Regions from separate parts of the Mus musculus genome. Here region 1 is linked to region 2. A link is a loop called in an ENCODE intact Hi-C map of the cell type or tissue named here. Cell type or tissue: heart. All regions are shown on one strand.

Evidence for each region. A loop is a pair of places that touch in the nucleus more often than their neighbours do. Peaks named below come from ENCODE experiments on the same cell type or tissue, not always from the same donor. Only the 100,000 strongest peaks of a DNase experiment are listed, where the experiment ranks them.
Region 1: a loop joins it to region 2, with 2.3 times the contacts of the local background. A loop is called at or near these places in 2 of 42 quality-filtered maps.

What each region holds. Positions count from the first base shown.
Region 1 is chr2:128,860,751-128,868,750 of GRCm38, reverse strand. It overlaps Fbln7 (fibulin 7), which reads right to left and starts at 4,819. Exons shown (of 8, transcript NM_024237.4): 1 at 4,604-4,819. The coding sequence starts at 4,678. In heart, a CTCF peak has its summit at 4,924; a DNase peak (open chromatin) is centred at 4,820; H3K4me3 peaks cover 1,016 bases; H3K27ac peaks cover 556 bases; H3K27me3 peaks cover 2,684 bases.
Region 2 is chr2:129,081,524-129,089,523 of GRCm38, reverse strand. Ttl (tubulin tyrosine ligase) reads right to left here. Exons shown (of 7, transcript NM_027192.2): 5 at 7,281-7,550; 6 at 387-530. Among named protein-coding and RNA genes, the nearest start is that of Gm46764, 15 kb to the left of the region's middle. In heart, a CTCF peak has its summit at 4,361 (motif pointing right); no DNase peak of the experiment used is centred here.

The DNA.
Region 1 (8,000 bases), 220 kb after region 2:
TTCATACACGTGCCACCAATGTGTGGCTGAGCTCAGAGGCCAAGGTTTAGGAGTCAGTTCTCTCCTTCTCCTGTTTGGGTACCAATCAAAGTCACACTGTCAGGCTTGGCAGCCAACTGCTGAGCATCTAACAGCCCTCACTCTAAAACTGTTAATGAAAAAAAAAAACAAAGAACCTAAAAGAGGCAAAACAATTTTGAAAAGTAATAATAAAGATGAAAACCTCACTTTCCCCTTCAGTAAATATCTAATAGTATATGCATGAGTGTGCATGTGCACACACACACACACACACACACACACACACACACACACGGAAGTGAATAAAGACGTTTTTGAAAAAAGATAGTATACTGTTGATGCAGAAAAAAAAATCTCACGTTCATAAGAGGCTAGGCTTTGCTAAGGCAACTCAATGATAATTTAGTAGCGTTTCCATAAATACCATTAGAATATTTGAATATCACCATGCAAAGCTGTGATCTTCCACTTAAATATCATACTATTAAAGGAAGTTCAAAATGGATCATAGTAAAAAGTAGAAAGCTATGAACATTTTAGAGGAAAACAGAAGGAAAATGTTTTGTCTTTGGGATTAAGCCAAAGGTTCTCAAATTTAATTACTAAAATTCTGGCCAATGAATAGGACTTCATTGAACTTTTCTCTACAGAAGACACCCAGTGGGGAGTGGCTGTGCACACCTGACTACAGCACATGAGAGGTAGAGACAGTCAGGCTTAGGATTTCAAGTCCAGTCTTAGCCGGAAGCCAGCCTGGGCTACATGAGATCATTGTCTTTGAAAGAAAAGAAAAAAGCAGTTCAAAGAAGCTACAAACTGAGAACAGATTTTTAATTCGCTTGTATTTAGAATCTGAAAAAAAAAAAATAAAAGCTCCAAACTGAACAAGAATAAAGACAAATCCATTGGGCAAGTGGCCTTGGCAGCCCATGACTATATCCGGGCTACTGGGGAGGGAAGGGAACCTACAAATTGAACATGTGACCTCCATCTCACAAACAAAAGCAAAAGGAGGATGGCTTGAATAGGTGATTGACTCAACTATTCATGTGGCCACCAGCACCCAAGAAAAGACCCCATAGCATTTGCCAGTCGTTAGGGAAACAAACGCAAGTCTTACAGAGATTGCACTAGACACCTGTTGCAATGATTTGGGGGTGAAACCCTAGTAATGTTACTATTGGCAAGGAAGCAGAGCAGCTGAGTCTCTCCTTAGGTAGCTGGTGGGGCATAGCAGCTATAAAATCGAGTTTGAAAATTCCTTGCAATATTAAACATTCATTTTCCATTTGATTCAGCAATCCCTCGCCTACATATTCATACTGGAGAAAAGAAATTTATATTATGCAAAAATCTATGCAAAGCTCTTTTAAAAAAGTGTGTGTGTGTGTGTGTGTGTGGTGTAGCTCATCCAGATTTTTATGTGTGCTCTAACGATCAAGCTCAGAGCATCAGCTCTGTGTAGCAAATGCTTCTCTCTACTGGCCAGCTCCCTTCTCTGATCCATGATGATTTATAGAGTTTGCTCATGATAGGCAAACTCTAGAAATGACACTAAGGCGTTGTTCTATAGGTGAACTGATAAAGTGTGCTTGTCCCTACATTAGATAGTATTTGGCAATACAAAAACAACAAGCTGGTTTTGCTCAGTGTTTTGTCACAGCACTAGATGTCAACTAGAGCACCACCATTACAAACATGCTTCCACCCACATGTACACATGAAAACACAGTTATGTCCTCTGACATATGTACATAGAGATACACTCACTAGCACATCCATACTTACCCTGTAGTACTCAAATACTTTGACACATGGGCATGGGTGCACGCACAACCATGCATTCATATACAAATGAAATAACACACACAGACAAAACCATGCATTCATATACACATGAAATAACACACACATACACACACTAGCACACACACACACACACACACACACACATACTAACACACATTCCCTCACATACCATGACATACGCATATATGCACACTCACCTTCATCACACACAAGGCAATTGTGAATCCACAGACACATGCATGCATAGACTCACACACACAGACACACACCTATAATGTCACTCTTAGGTGCCACAAAAGTCAGCAAAGTGGGAACATTTAGAGACAGAGAGGAACCCCAGACAGGGCTTCTCCGGGGCAGCTCACACTGGCTCCACTTGGAGGCCCACTGGCCTCTGCCAATGAAGTCCCTTGCCCATCCTAGCCCATCTCCTAAATAAAAGAGATGATCTGGAGGGTAATTTCCATCCTTACTGCTTGCCAGCAGGTCTCATCTCAGATGGATCTGAGAACCTTGGGGTCTATACTGTCTGGTAGACTCCAGGTACACCACGTTACTTGAGGTCCTTGTGAGTTCCATACTGTGTCCACTGAGAATTCCTCTGACCCCAAACTTTTCTTGGGCTGTAACTGACTCCACTTTGTGACTCTGAGAGTTGGGATTGCTCTGGGTCTCAGGTGTCTTTTCTAGAGAGATTAGCCCTACCTGAGGTGCAGCCTGGACTAACCGAACCAGAGTCATTGGAGGTAAAACTGGCATCAGAATTTCTAGAAGTTCCTTGGGTTGTCATGCATAGCCAAGATCTGCCTAGAGACTGTCTGACACTGGCCAGTGCTGATCTGCCCTTCAGGGGTCCATAGCAGGAAAACAGAGGCAGAGTGAAAAGCTATGTGAGCAGGAGGTCAGCACGGTTCTGGGAAGATGTTATTCTCAGAGCAGAGCTCTGAAGGATGACAAGGAAGAAGGTAACACAGGCTTCCAATGTGCTTCGTTCCTCTGCTTCCCAGCCTGGAGCTGGAAGGATGGGGGAGCCCCAACCATTCGCTGAAGGTCAGTTTAACTAGAGCAAACATGGGTGTCTGGTCCTTTAGCCTCCTCTGGTTTCACCTACAAATGTTTTGCAGATAAAGAAGGCTATGCTTGGCGTCGAGGGGCTGAGAAAGCCTGGCCAGGGCACGGCAGGGATTGGATCTTAGTGTCGCAAGAGCATGTTCAAAGTGAGGCAAGCTCAGTGCTGCCTCTGCACCAGATTACCAGTTGCCCTAATCTCACTATTTCCCACCTCGCCCCGTGGGACAGATGCCCACCCACTATCACGAGATGATTGGTCTCCGGAACGTCTACTCTTCTCATGCCCTGCCCCTTTGCAGCCTGGGATGGGGGAGCCCAGTGGAGATGTATCTTCTGTGCTTCTGGCACTGGGCATGGGGTGAAGGTTTGGTTTGGCTTTGTAATCTGCAAAACTAGGGAGATCCCATTGCTCTGGTGGGTGGGCTCACAGTAGCCCCAGGCTGGGTCCTGGCCATTTGGCTGTTGAGCAACTTCCTGTGACTCCCACTCATTACCTTCCGCACTAACAGGAGCAGGTCTGATCTAAACCAAATTCTCCAGGCTCGGAAAGCCTTGCTGCACCCCAGGGGACTTCTCAGTATCCCCGGGGAAACTTGCCAGTGCACAGCAATTTAGCCCCAGAACATGGAGCATGGACAAAGATCAGGTCAGAGTCCAGTCAGAGAGGGAATTTATACCACTTCTTCCTGACTGGGTGGTCTTAAAGAAGGATCTGGACACTCAGCAGGCACCCAGCCTCCCTGCACATCCTGCAGCTGTTTATGCTGCTGTTGGCATGGTTGAAGAAGCTGCTTCAGGACTCTCGTTGAGGGACCTCTGTCTGCTGACACGCGTTTGATGGAAGCTGACCTGAACCTGACAATACAAAGTCTCTCAAATACATTTTTATTTACAGTCTCAATTTTAAAAGTCAGTTTCCAATGGTTAATAAAATAATAATAATAATACTTATTGTTGTTGTTGTTGTTATTGTTATAAAATCTAGCCAAGCAAATAAATCCAGTGGGATTTGGAGACGTAAATGTCAAAAAAAAAAGAGAAAGAAAGAAAGGAAGGAAAGAAGGAAGGAAGGGAGGGAGGGAGGGGGAGCGAGGGAGAGAGAGAGAGAGAGAGAGAGAGAGAGAGAGAGAGAGAGAGAAAGAAGGAGAGAAGGAGAGAAGGAGAGAAAGAGAGAAAGGGAAAGGGAAAGAAAAGAAAAGAAAAGACCCTGCTGTTCATATGGGTGTGTAAGAAAATATAATTGCAACTCTGAGGCTTCGGGTGCTCAGGATAGGACCACCTGAGGATCCATCAGGCCACTGGTAAGAATTTCTGAGAGTGGTTAGGGTGTGGTGGCAGCAAGAATATTTCAGTTAGAAACGTAAATGTTGGGTTTGGAGAGCACGAACATTCTCTAACAGAATTGGGCGGCCAGGTGTTCTCACCAAGACCCACAAAAGACCAGTGTCTCAGAAATCCTTGGGTAACTTTCCCGGGCTGGCGATTCCCACGCGGAGCCACCTTCTCCCGTTGGGCTGCAGCAGCCCAGGTCGCCTGCAATGACAGATGGAGGACCCCGCTCCTCTCTCCATCAACCAAACCCCAGCCCTAGACTCCGCTCCAAGTCCCAACTCCAGCACAGGAGTGGAGCATGGCATGCCCTGGCCTCGGCGCTACCTCCTTGGGAAGCGGGACTCCAAGACGCACTGCGGGGGACACTGACCTGGAAAGCCCGCGCTCCGGGGCTGGCGAGGAGCAGCAAGAGGAGGAAAAGCGCGCGCTGTGAGCCCGGTCCCATCTTGCCACTCACAGCCTTGCTGCTGGGGAAGGCAGGTCGCTGTTCTCTGGCCGCAGTGCGCGGGTCCCTTGCAGCTTCCAAGGCCACTAGTCCGCAGCCGCCTGCACGGGACTGTCCCGACGACGCGGGGAGGCGCCAGCCCTGTGGCGGAGGCGAGAGAGGAGGAGCTGTGGAGCCTGGAATGCGCCTGGGAGCTCGCCCAATCCTCTGCTCTGGGAAAAGAACGGGTGCGACGCCTCGCGACCAAGGGTGGCCAGTGTCCACCCTGGGCTGCCCCACTGTCCGCAGTCCCCACTGCCCGCCGGGAGAGACCTAGGCCCCTGCCAACTACACGCGGCTGATTGATGAGCCAAATTTAGGACTGTCCCACTTCAAAGCCCACATAAGGACATCTTCCTCTAGGACAACAGAGAACAGGGTTAGTATGGCAGAAAGATGGCCTTCATAAATTGGACCAGGTTAGACCGTCTCTTCTTAAACCGTGGGCCGAAAAAAATGGGAGCTGAGTTACTGATTTTAGCAAATGGTGAGGCACGAAACCAAAAATTAATTCAAAATCAAATATAATGAATCCAAGGTATCCTTGGTCTCCATAACTGCTACTGGTCAGATGTCCAGGGGCACCACGGGAATGATCACACACGCACACACACACACACACACACACACACACACACCTAGGACACTTGGCTCAGATCTCAGACTAACTTATGTTACGAAATGAAGTGGTTTTACTGTACACGCTAAGTTTTTTGCTACTTTGTACTACTTACTTATATGAGGTGGTGTGCTCCGTGTGACAATTTTATAACCAAACAATCAATTTAGGGGGGGAAAAAAGTCAAAACTGCTTCTTATTCTTCAATATCAAATATTCAGCCAAGATTTAATTCTTCATGTAAAAATTAATAAAGCATATCAAATTTCCTTTAATTTTAATAAAGGATAAAATTATATTTATAGCAAATAATTACTTTAAAATAAATTTATGATTTATTACCAGTACGTGTTTGATCTGTACACTTCTTCATGTGCCTGAATTCCTAAGGTTGCAGAAATATTTCTCAGTGAAAAGAGACTGAGAGCAAGAAGTTTAAAGGGCTCTGAGTTAGACTAAGTCACCCTTTGGACAACTCTGCCAGTTTTTAAATCAATTCTCCCTAGGGCTTTTGGAAGGCGCGTGCTCAGTGACTAAGTTAAGAGGGCGCATGCTCAGTGACTAGGTTAGGAGGGCGCATGCTCAGTGACTAAGTAGGGCACATGCTCCGTGACGAAGAGTCTACAGCCTTCCTTCTAGTTTTCCGTCTGTTTCCCAAGGGTTTAAAGTAAAGGCCCAGCTACAGAACACGCCTGGGGTCTAGTTAGGTAACAGCCCTGTGACAGGCATGGAATTGAGGTTCCTGTACTCAGGCTATGAGTGAACCAGATGTCTCGGACCTCTCTACTCCTGGAAAACGTAATTTAGTTCTCCCTGCAAGGACATTTTGTGAAGCTCACTCTTCTGTATGGAATGGTTCTGAGCTGCTTTAGATGGAAAGCAGAAGGCAAGCCGAGAGTCCTCTCTTGGCCTGTTAGAGATGCTATAACAAAGTACTCCAGACTAGGCAGTGTACAAACAATACAATGTGTGCCGCGAGGCTCTGCAAGCTAGGTTCAAGATCAAGGCATCCACAGGCAGAACTGATGTCCGTAAAGTTTACTTCATCCTCACTTGTGGGAACAGACAGGAGATCGATAAGGATTCCGGCGTGGGGTGGTGGTGGTGGTGGTGGTGGGGGAGACAGGGTTTCTTTATGTAGCTCTGGCTGTACTGGAACTTGGTCTGTAGACCGGCTGCCCTTGAATTCAGAGATCCTCCTGCTTCTGCCTCCCAAGTGATAGGATTAAAGACATGTGCCACCAGCAGCAGCATGAGGTCTCTTTTGTAAGGACACTATAGTTATCTAATTCAGAAATATCCTAAGGTGACATCTCATCACACTACCATACTGAGGAAGGAGTTTAAAATATGACCATAGCCAGTTCCCTGGAAAGCATGGAGCACTGGGCACTGGGCATGGGACCTACCGGCCACCCAAGGATTGGCTATCCAACAAATACCACGGAGCTGTTTCCTCCCATCCATTGCATCGAGCAAAGTCCATGTCCTTGTGCTTTGAAAGTCTTGCTGAGAGACCCAGTCAGAACACTGCATGTCACTGTCCAGGTAGAGAGGAAAGGACAGCTGCCAAACCAGGGTAGCCCTTAGAGATGGTGGGTTTCTGTGTCAGTCTCCAATGTGTCTGCTGGCTATGAGAGAGCCACCCGTTTCCTGGCTGGGCTTGCCTCTCCTGTGAATGAAAGCTTTCATTCTATTCGGAGCGGCTATTTATTTTGACTTTTAATCTACCCCGTATTTACATGGCAACTTCCAAGCACTCTTAGCGGTTCTGGTTCCATAGTGGACACTAGAGGCTGGGCGGATGTGAGCAAGCCCTCTTTTTTCTCCTTTTACCCCTTCCCCAATCATAAAGCTGAGACACACCAGATTTCTAAGAGGAAGAGAATGAAACAATGTGGGAGCTAATCTCCTTTGTCAGCTTGACTGGGTTTGAAATCACGTAGGAGACACACCTCCTAGGCTTGGCAAAGAGAGTGTGCCCAGAGAGTTTTAATTAGGAGAGATGACAGTTTTTGTTTTTTTTTTTTTTTTTCCATTTTTTATTAGGTATTTAGCTCATTTACATTTCCAATGCTATACCAAAAGTCCCCCTTACCCACCCACCCCCACTCCCCTACCCACCCACTCCCCCCCTTTGGCCCTGGCGTTCCCCGAGATGACAGTTTTTGAATGTGGGTGGCACCATCCCCTTGGCTGGGGGCCTGGACTGAGGAAGAGGTGGGAAAGCAGAAGCCAGATGAGCTCCAAGTCTTCTCCACCATGCTGGACTCAATCCATGAACCCAGAGAAGCCCTTCTTCCACACCTGCTCCTCTGGGGGCAAGGACAAACACAGTTTTTTTAATGAAAGAAACTGTTCTAGGAACCGAGGGTGTAGCGCAGTTGGTAGAATCCTTGATTGATGTTAGTGAAACTTGAATTGGATCTTCAGCACTGCATAAGCCACTGGAAGCACTCACCTATAGTAACATTACTTGGGAGGTGAAAGCAAGACTGCAAAGGAAGAAGAAGAAAGTTGAATCTTAATTTTTACTAATATTCTATCCATGTAGATCAGAGACATACTCCTGTGTCATTATTAAAGTACTGGACACCTTTTTCTTTGGACACAGGAGCTCTCATTGGTCTGGGACTTGCCAAATAGGCTAGGCTGGTTGGCCCC
Region 2 (8,000 bases):
GTGGTGGTGTTATTTTTATTGTTATTTGCGGGCAGGATCTCATTCAAACATCTTGGGCACAGGCTTACTGTATAATCCAGTATGGCCTTGAACCCACAGTGATCCTCCTGTCTCAGCCTCTCTAGTACTAAGATTACAGGTCTAACCTACTATACCCAGCTTAGTTTTAATTGAAACCCTGGTAGCACAGAACCACAGGGAAATGGCTCAGCTAAGCCCCTCCCACCAGGCAGGGCTGCCATGTTGATCATGTCTACTAAAGGACTCCCCTCACTGTGACAACGTTTTCCTGACAGCAACCAAAGGTCCATGCTTGAACCTGTCAGATTACCCAAGGTGTACACCCAACTTCTGGTCGTCAACACAGGCAAAGGGTTTGGGCTTACTGGGCACACGCTGGGGCGCCGTTGACTTCAATGAGCCAGACCTTCAGCTCCTCGTCCACCATGAAGTCAAAGCCGAGGAGCTGGAAGCTCTGGTAAGGGAGGTGTTTGGTGCTGATGGCGGGCTCCACACTCATGAGGCAGCTCCTGGGAGGAGGAAGGAACACATAAGGCTATGCCGATCAGAAGATCCTATACCAAGTGTGCATAGGAATCGGCTTCAACTTAATAGTCTTTTTAAATTGATGAATTTACCAACAGATTATTCAAGAGAAGGCTACTCATCAAACGAATTGTTAGGTATGCATACAATCGCCCCTGTTCCAGGTCAAAGCTGCTAGCTCAGGCCCCACTACAGGCAATTCAGTACCAAGTCACTATGAATCTCCATCAGTGCAGATGTCACTAGCTGTTGCTGCTGCTGTTTGTGAGAATTACCAATGGCCAGTGAGCCCCAGATATCTGCTTGTCTCTGCATCCCCAGTGCTTGGGTTCCAAGCCACCACACGAGGCTCTATTAGACATGCGTGCTGGGGATGAACTGGGTCCTCATGCTGAAATGACTTTATCAACCAAGCCATCACCCTAGACTACATTCATGTATTTTGACATGTGAAGAGTAGACTGGCACTTGGTAAAGCAGAAGTTGCAGAGAGAATGCTGGGCATGGGGGCTGGAGAGATGGCTCAGCAGTTAAGAGCACTGGCTGCTCTTCCAGAGGTCCTGAGTTCAATTCCCAGAAACCACATGGAGGCTCACAACCATCTGTGATGGGATCCAGTGTCCTCTTCTGGTGTGTCTGAAGACAGCTACAGTGTATTCATATACATAAAATAAAAATATACATAAAAAAAGAGAATTCTGGGCAGCATTGATTTCTCTTGCTAGCTCCAGATTTTCTGCCAACTACTGCTAATGGAACATTTACAAGTATTCAAATTAAATATTGAAATCTATGACAGAATTCTTGTTAGCACCAACTACTTTTTTTTTTAATTAAAAAAGTTTAATAACACAGAAAGGAGTAAACATTGAGACTTCAAGCATACTGAAGAAACAGAGGAGGTCTAAAGACAGGCCAGGTCTATTGTCACACTACCCTCAACATGCCCAATCTTGTCTAAAAACAGGCCACAGTCTTAGACATTTGTTTTTGAGGTCTGGTCTGGCTATATAGCCCTGGCTGGCCTAGTACTCACCAGGTTTATCTTGAACTTGATGGCAACCCTCAGATGACTCCAGAGGGTTATAGATGTATACTACTACATTTTCAAATGAATTTCCTAAGCCAGCTTTGTTTCCTTATCTACAAAGTCAGGAGAAATAGTAGCTACTCCCACCTAGCATTTAGACTGTTCATAGAGATAAGATATTCAATGTGACCTCTAAGTAGTGCTGACTGTCCAGAAACTCACAAATAGACCTCGAACTCTACAGAGATCCTCCTGCCTCTGGCTCCCTAATACTGGGATTAAAGGCCTATGCCACCAGGCCCAGCTAAATGTGTATGCAGCCCAGGCTGGCCTTGAACTCATGATCCCCCTGCCTCTGCCTCCTTCAGCAAACATTGTGTCTCCACAACCAGATCTAGGCATCATTTAATAAATTTAATAAACATTGTTCTTATGAACTAGCACACCATTGATTCTTTACCATTGATGCCAATAAACACACATATATTACTTAGGAGTTAAAAAGACTAGTAAGGTGGGGAAATGGGGACAGGGTGAGTATAGCCATAGTACGTTATCAGCATGTATGAAAGTGCCACCATATAGTTTCATTTTGTAGCACCAACACCTGCTGATAACCCATGTCTAATGGCACATCTGTGACCCTGGCACTCAAGAGGCTGAGGAAGAAGGAATCTTGAGTTCAAGGACAATCTGGATTATGTAAATTTTTTTTATCTCAAAACAAACAATGAGCTGGAGAGACAGCTCAGCAGATAAGAGTGCTTGTTGTTCCTCTAGAGGACCCAGGTACAGTTCCTAGCAGCCATACTGGGGCAGCTTACAGCAACCTGTTAACTCTGGCTCCAAGAGACATAATGCCCTTTCCTGGCCTTAGCCAGCAACTGCACACACATGGGATACACAGACAAATGAAAAAAAATTTTTAAAAAAACCAAAACAAAATAAAACAAAAAAACCCAACAGCACTCAGGGTGACAGAGGCAGGTGGGTCTCTGAGTCTGAGGCCAGCTTGGTCTATAGAGTGAGTTTCAAGTCAGCTAGGACTACACAGAGAAACCCTGCCTAACAAACAAACAAAACCTCACAAACAAAACCAGGCATGGGAGAGGTAAGAAAGAACACTCTATTAAACATTTTAAAGCGTTTTCTCTATGAAAAAGTACTTTAAGCGAAGTTTTTTGCTTTTGTTCTTTGTCATTGTTTTGGCTACAGAATCTCATGTAGCTCTGGTTGCCTGGAACTCTCTATGTGGACAAGGCTGGCTTCAAACTCAGAGATCCACCTGCCTCTTCCTTCCAAGTGCTGGGATTAAAGATATCCAAGAATGGACTCATCGAGGAGAATTCTGAGGGCTTGTGAGAAAACACCAAGAAGACAAGAGTCTCAATTTACTCAAAACCCACGAGTATTCTTGGACTATGGTTTCCTGCTTCTCCCAGGTGTAGCAGATAGGAGTGAGTTTACATTAGATTATACGTTACATCTGGCTATTGTTATTTGTTTATATGCCTCTATGGAAAAGCATGTTTTCCCCTCGTGCGACTTGTCCTTGTGACTGTACATGAAAAAGTATAAGGTAAAAGCAAAATTCTAGGCCTTTAGACCCAGGCTTGAGAATGTGACCTCTGTGACTCAATGCTCCAAGGTATGCTAATCATAAAACAGATAGCGACATTCCTCCATCCACCCTCTTCCTGGGTTCATGGAGTGTTCACTCAAAGAAAGTCACCCTGACCCACCCTGACCATTGCTGGAACCCACTATGCAAAGGTGCTTTTGTTAGGGGCTCTTAGAAACTGTCTTGAGAAATAACCCCCACAATTACCTGGTATCCCTTGTGACTCTTGTGACTTTGCACTTCCTTGTGACTCTTAACTGGTATTTTTGGTATTTTCCAACAATGCCCTCCCCACCTCCTTGAGTTGTGGTTTCTTCCTTTAAATACCCCCTTACCCAGCTACTCGGGGCGCTACTGTCCTCTACCCCTGCGTGGTGTATGACTGTAGGCCCAAGAGCGCTCTTGAATAAAAGTCCTCTTGCAGTTTGCAGCAAGACCGTTTCTCGTGAGTGATTCGGGGTGTCGCCTCTCCTGAGTCAGAACGTGGGGGAGTCCTCACATTGTGGGTCTTTCATACACTCTATTCAGGTGACTCTTCTCAACCCTCACAGTATAAATTGTCTGACGTGCTGAAAAGAGCTGACTGTAGCATGAGATGTAAATCTGCCCACGTGTCTGTTCCACTCTCCTCGATTCTGGTGCCTCAAGATTGATAAACACACCACCACACCTTGCTCATTTAAAAGTGTTTTGATTAAACTATATTTAAACAATGTAATTTTCTAAAAGGAATTATTTATTTTATGTATACGAGTACACTGTAGCTATCTTCCGACACACCAGAAGAGTGCATCAGATCCCATTACAGATGGTTGTGAGCCACCATGTGGTTGCTGGGAATTGAACTCAGGACCTCTGGAAGAGCAGTCAGTGCTCTTAATCACTGAGCCATCTCTCCAGCTCCCTAAAACATAATTTTTAAAAGTCAGAAGTTTAGTGAAAGGGGAAACAACAGGAAAGGCTAAAAAGGCAAGTGGTGCAATCTGACCCACACACCACACCTTTTATCTGCTAGGAGGTCAGGATGAGTAAGGGCTTTCATTGACTGAAGCTGCAGGCAGTGCACCTTTTTTTGACTATAGTGGGAGCCAGCAGGAGGTTGGCTGGGGAAAAAGAGAACCTGATGGTTGTGAGCATCATTCAGGAGAGCACCCCTGCACTTCAGGTAACAGCCAGCAGGGGGCGCAAAAGTGCCCAATAAAAGGCTCCTAGAGTGGGGATTCCTTCTGCATATTTTATTTTCTCTTGTAGGAATTCTAACCATCCTATAATTACCAGACCTATAACTAAATCTATAACTAAAGTATAGGTCTGAAACGTAAGAAACAAGAAGGAAAACAAAATGAAAGATGAGCAAAAATAGGTGGTGGTTGTTGTTGTTGTTGTTGTTGTTGTTGTTGTTGTTGTTGTTTGAGACAGGGTTTCTCTGTATAGCTCTGGCTGTCCTGAAACTCACTCTGTAGACCAGGCTGGCCTCGAACTCAGAAATCCGTCTGCCTCTGCCTCCCGAGTGCTGGGATTAAAGGCATGCACCACCACGCCCGGCTGAGCAAAAATAAAATACAAGGCATAAAACCCAGATGTCTATCAACTGCTGAAGGCACACAGTTTGTAATAGTCACATAATGGAATAACACATAGTAATAAAGAAAGAAACTAGTGCTTTGCAGATAAATATAGCAATATGGTGTCAACAAGAGCTGAACTTAAAACAGGAGCCATAAGTAATTTCATTTAAAATGAGCACCCATAACTCTATAGACATAAACATGGGAAGGAAAGGCTACCTTTGTCAAGGAATCATATTTTAAGGGAGCTAAAAGGACTCTCTGAGGATGCTGGATTTATTTTCTTTCTTATTTTCTTTCTTTCTTTCTTTTTTCCTTTCTTCCTTCCTTCCTTCCTTCCTTCCTTCCTTCCTATTTACTTATTTTGGAGGCAGAGTTTCATTATATAAATTTATTCATTTATTTATTTTGGGGACAGGGTCTTAAAATATAAATTTATTTATTTACATATGTATTTTTACTTATTTGGGGGCAGGGTCTCATTATATAAATTTACTTACTTATTTTGGGGGCATGGTCTCATCCTATAGCCCAGGCTAGCTGAAGCCCTCAACCCCTACTGATTTAGCTCACCAGATACTGGGTTAAAAGGAGTTTGCCTGAGCTGGAGAGATGGCCCAGGGTTGAGAGCACTGACTGCTCTTCTTTTTTGTTTTGTTTGTTTTTAAGATTTATTTATTTATTATGTATATAGTGTTCTGCTTGCATTATCTGACTGCAGGCCAGAAGAGGATATCAGATCCCATTACAGATGGTTGTGAGTCACCCCATGTGGTTGCTGGGAATTGAACTCAGGACCTCTGGTAGAGCAGTGCTCTTAACCTCTGAGCCACCTTTCCAGCCCAATAAATCTTTTTTTTTTTTTTAATTCAATGGGGCTGTCAGTACTTTGGGCTGGCACAGGCAGTAGGCACAGCTTCCCACTGTCACCCTCAGCAGTCTCAGAGGGTTCCTTAGACTTTGTTTCCCTTGACTCAGACCAAACTGGAATTGTGCTGCCAATGCAAAAAAAAAAAAAGAGGAAGTTTGCTTAAATACCTTAGATCATTATTTGTTTCAAGGTTAGGTGCCTATGAGCAGAACTCAGAATTCACTGAGTCATACGTCAGTGCAGTATACTTCATTTTTAAAAATTACAAGATTTCGTAACCTACAATAAAGAGTACTGGCGGTAAAATGCTACTCCTAGGTATACTAAGAAACGAATCAAAAGGAAAAAAGACAATAGAAGCGAACTTTTAGTCAGGAGCAGGTAAACACAAATACACGATGACTATTAAATATAAGATACGCACACAGGGTCCCTAGAGCTAGCTGCCCTGCTAGAGCAGTTGAATCAGTATGCTCTGGGTTCAAGTGGGAGACCTCAGTATAGAAGGTGCAGGCTGGGCTCCACCCATTCAAGCACACATGTGAACTCACACACGTGCACAGGAACCTACACATACACGTGTGAGCACACATATCCACACCTGAAAATATAAATGGATATCAACATAAAAGTGAAACCAAGGGGCTGGTGAGATGGCTCAGTGGGTAAGAGCACCCGACTGTTCTTACGAAGGTCCAGAGTTCAAATCCCAGCAACCACATGGTGGCTCACAACCATCTGTAATGAGACCTGAGACCCTCTTCTGGAGTGTCTGAAGACAGCTACAGTGTACTTACATATAATAAATAAATAAATCTTTAAAAAAAATGTTTAAAAAAAAAAAAAAAAGTGAAACCAAACAATGCCCCGATGGCCATAGTGGAATTAAGAAAAATCTATTGGCCGGGTATGTTGGCACACGCCTTTAATCCCAGCACTTGGGAAGTAGAGGCAGGTGCATTTGTGAGTTCAAGGACAGCCAGGGCTACACAGAGAAACCCTGTCTCGGAAAAAAAAAAAAAAAAAAAAAAGAAAGAAAAATCTACCAACATGTGGGCAATAAGCAAAATATTTTAAATCACACTGGCAGGATGTAAGCATCAAGGAAAATAAAAAGATTTTGATACGATAGAAATATAAATATAGCCCCATATAATCTGTGGAAAGCAGAAGAAAAGTTGAGACATTGCATGGTTTGTTGTTGTGTTTGTCTGTCTGTCTGTCTTTCTTCTTTACTTTTAAATAAGTTTATAATTTTGTATTAGCCTCAAATCGATTATCCAAACGTTCACCTTAAATAACTAGTGGAAGAAAGACAAATTAAATTTCTCAAAGGACAGGAGGAGATAACAAAAATGAGGAGAAACAGAGAAGATGGTCGATAAGAGCCAAAGTTGATCTTTTAAAAAAGATTTAATCTATCCAAGTAAACTAGAGAGAAGATGTGAATTACCAAAACCGAGAAGAAATGAAGTGATGTTCTCACAGATATATTCTACAGACTGTAAAGTGAAAATACAGGACAATTACAAATGTTCTCTGCCCATAAATCAGACAGCTTAAGGAGGACAATCTCCCAAAAGGTGTAAACACCCCAAGTGCCTTCAAGGGGAAACATAAACCCGAGGGGTACAACGAACTTACCTTATTATGTGTTTGATTTGCAGCAAAATGCTACTTTCTAAGGTGATGTTCAGAGCGCTGGTTAGGTACTGATTGAACTCTTCGAAGAACATTTCATTCCCTTCTTCGTATTTCCCATAGTTCTTTGAGTACTCTTTCTGAATGCAGTGATTGGTCAGATGGCAGGTCTTATCTTGGAAATTATCAACATGATATGGTTCTGAAGCAGTTCGAAGCACACCCTCTCTATAGAGGTAGATGTTATACTGATGGTCAACCAGGACCCAGCTTCTGTAAGCCAACACATAGTCTTATTCAGATACCAGGATTTTATACATAACCTTAACACCTTGATTTATTATCTATCTATCTACCCATCCGTCTATCTATCTATCTATCTATCCATCCATCCATCCATCCATCCATCCATCCATCTAATCTATCTATCCATCTATCTTTCAGATAGAGTCCTTTGAGACAGTCCATCCATCCATCCATCCATCCATCCATCCATCCATCCATCCTGGCTGGGTTAGAGACTTCCTTTGAAGATATCTGCCTGCCTCTACCTCCTGTGCCAGGATTAAATGTGTGTGCAACCACCTGGCACACACCTTGACCATTTGTAGGGATGGTACGGCATAGAAAAGGAGAAGGTTTTAAAGTTATATGAGGCAAATCATAAGTTAGCCAAAATAATGGCTTATCCGCATAATGAGGCAAATGAAGCATTTCCCCATA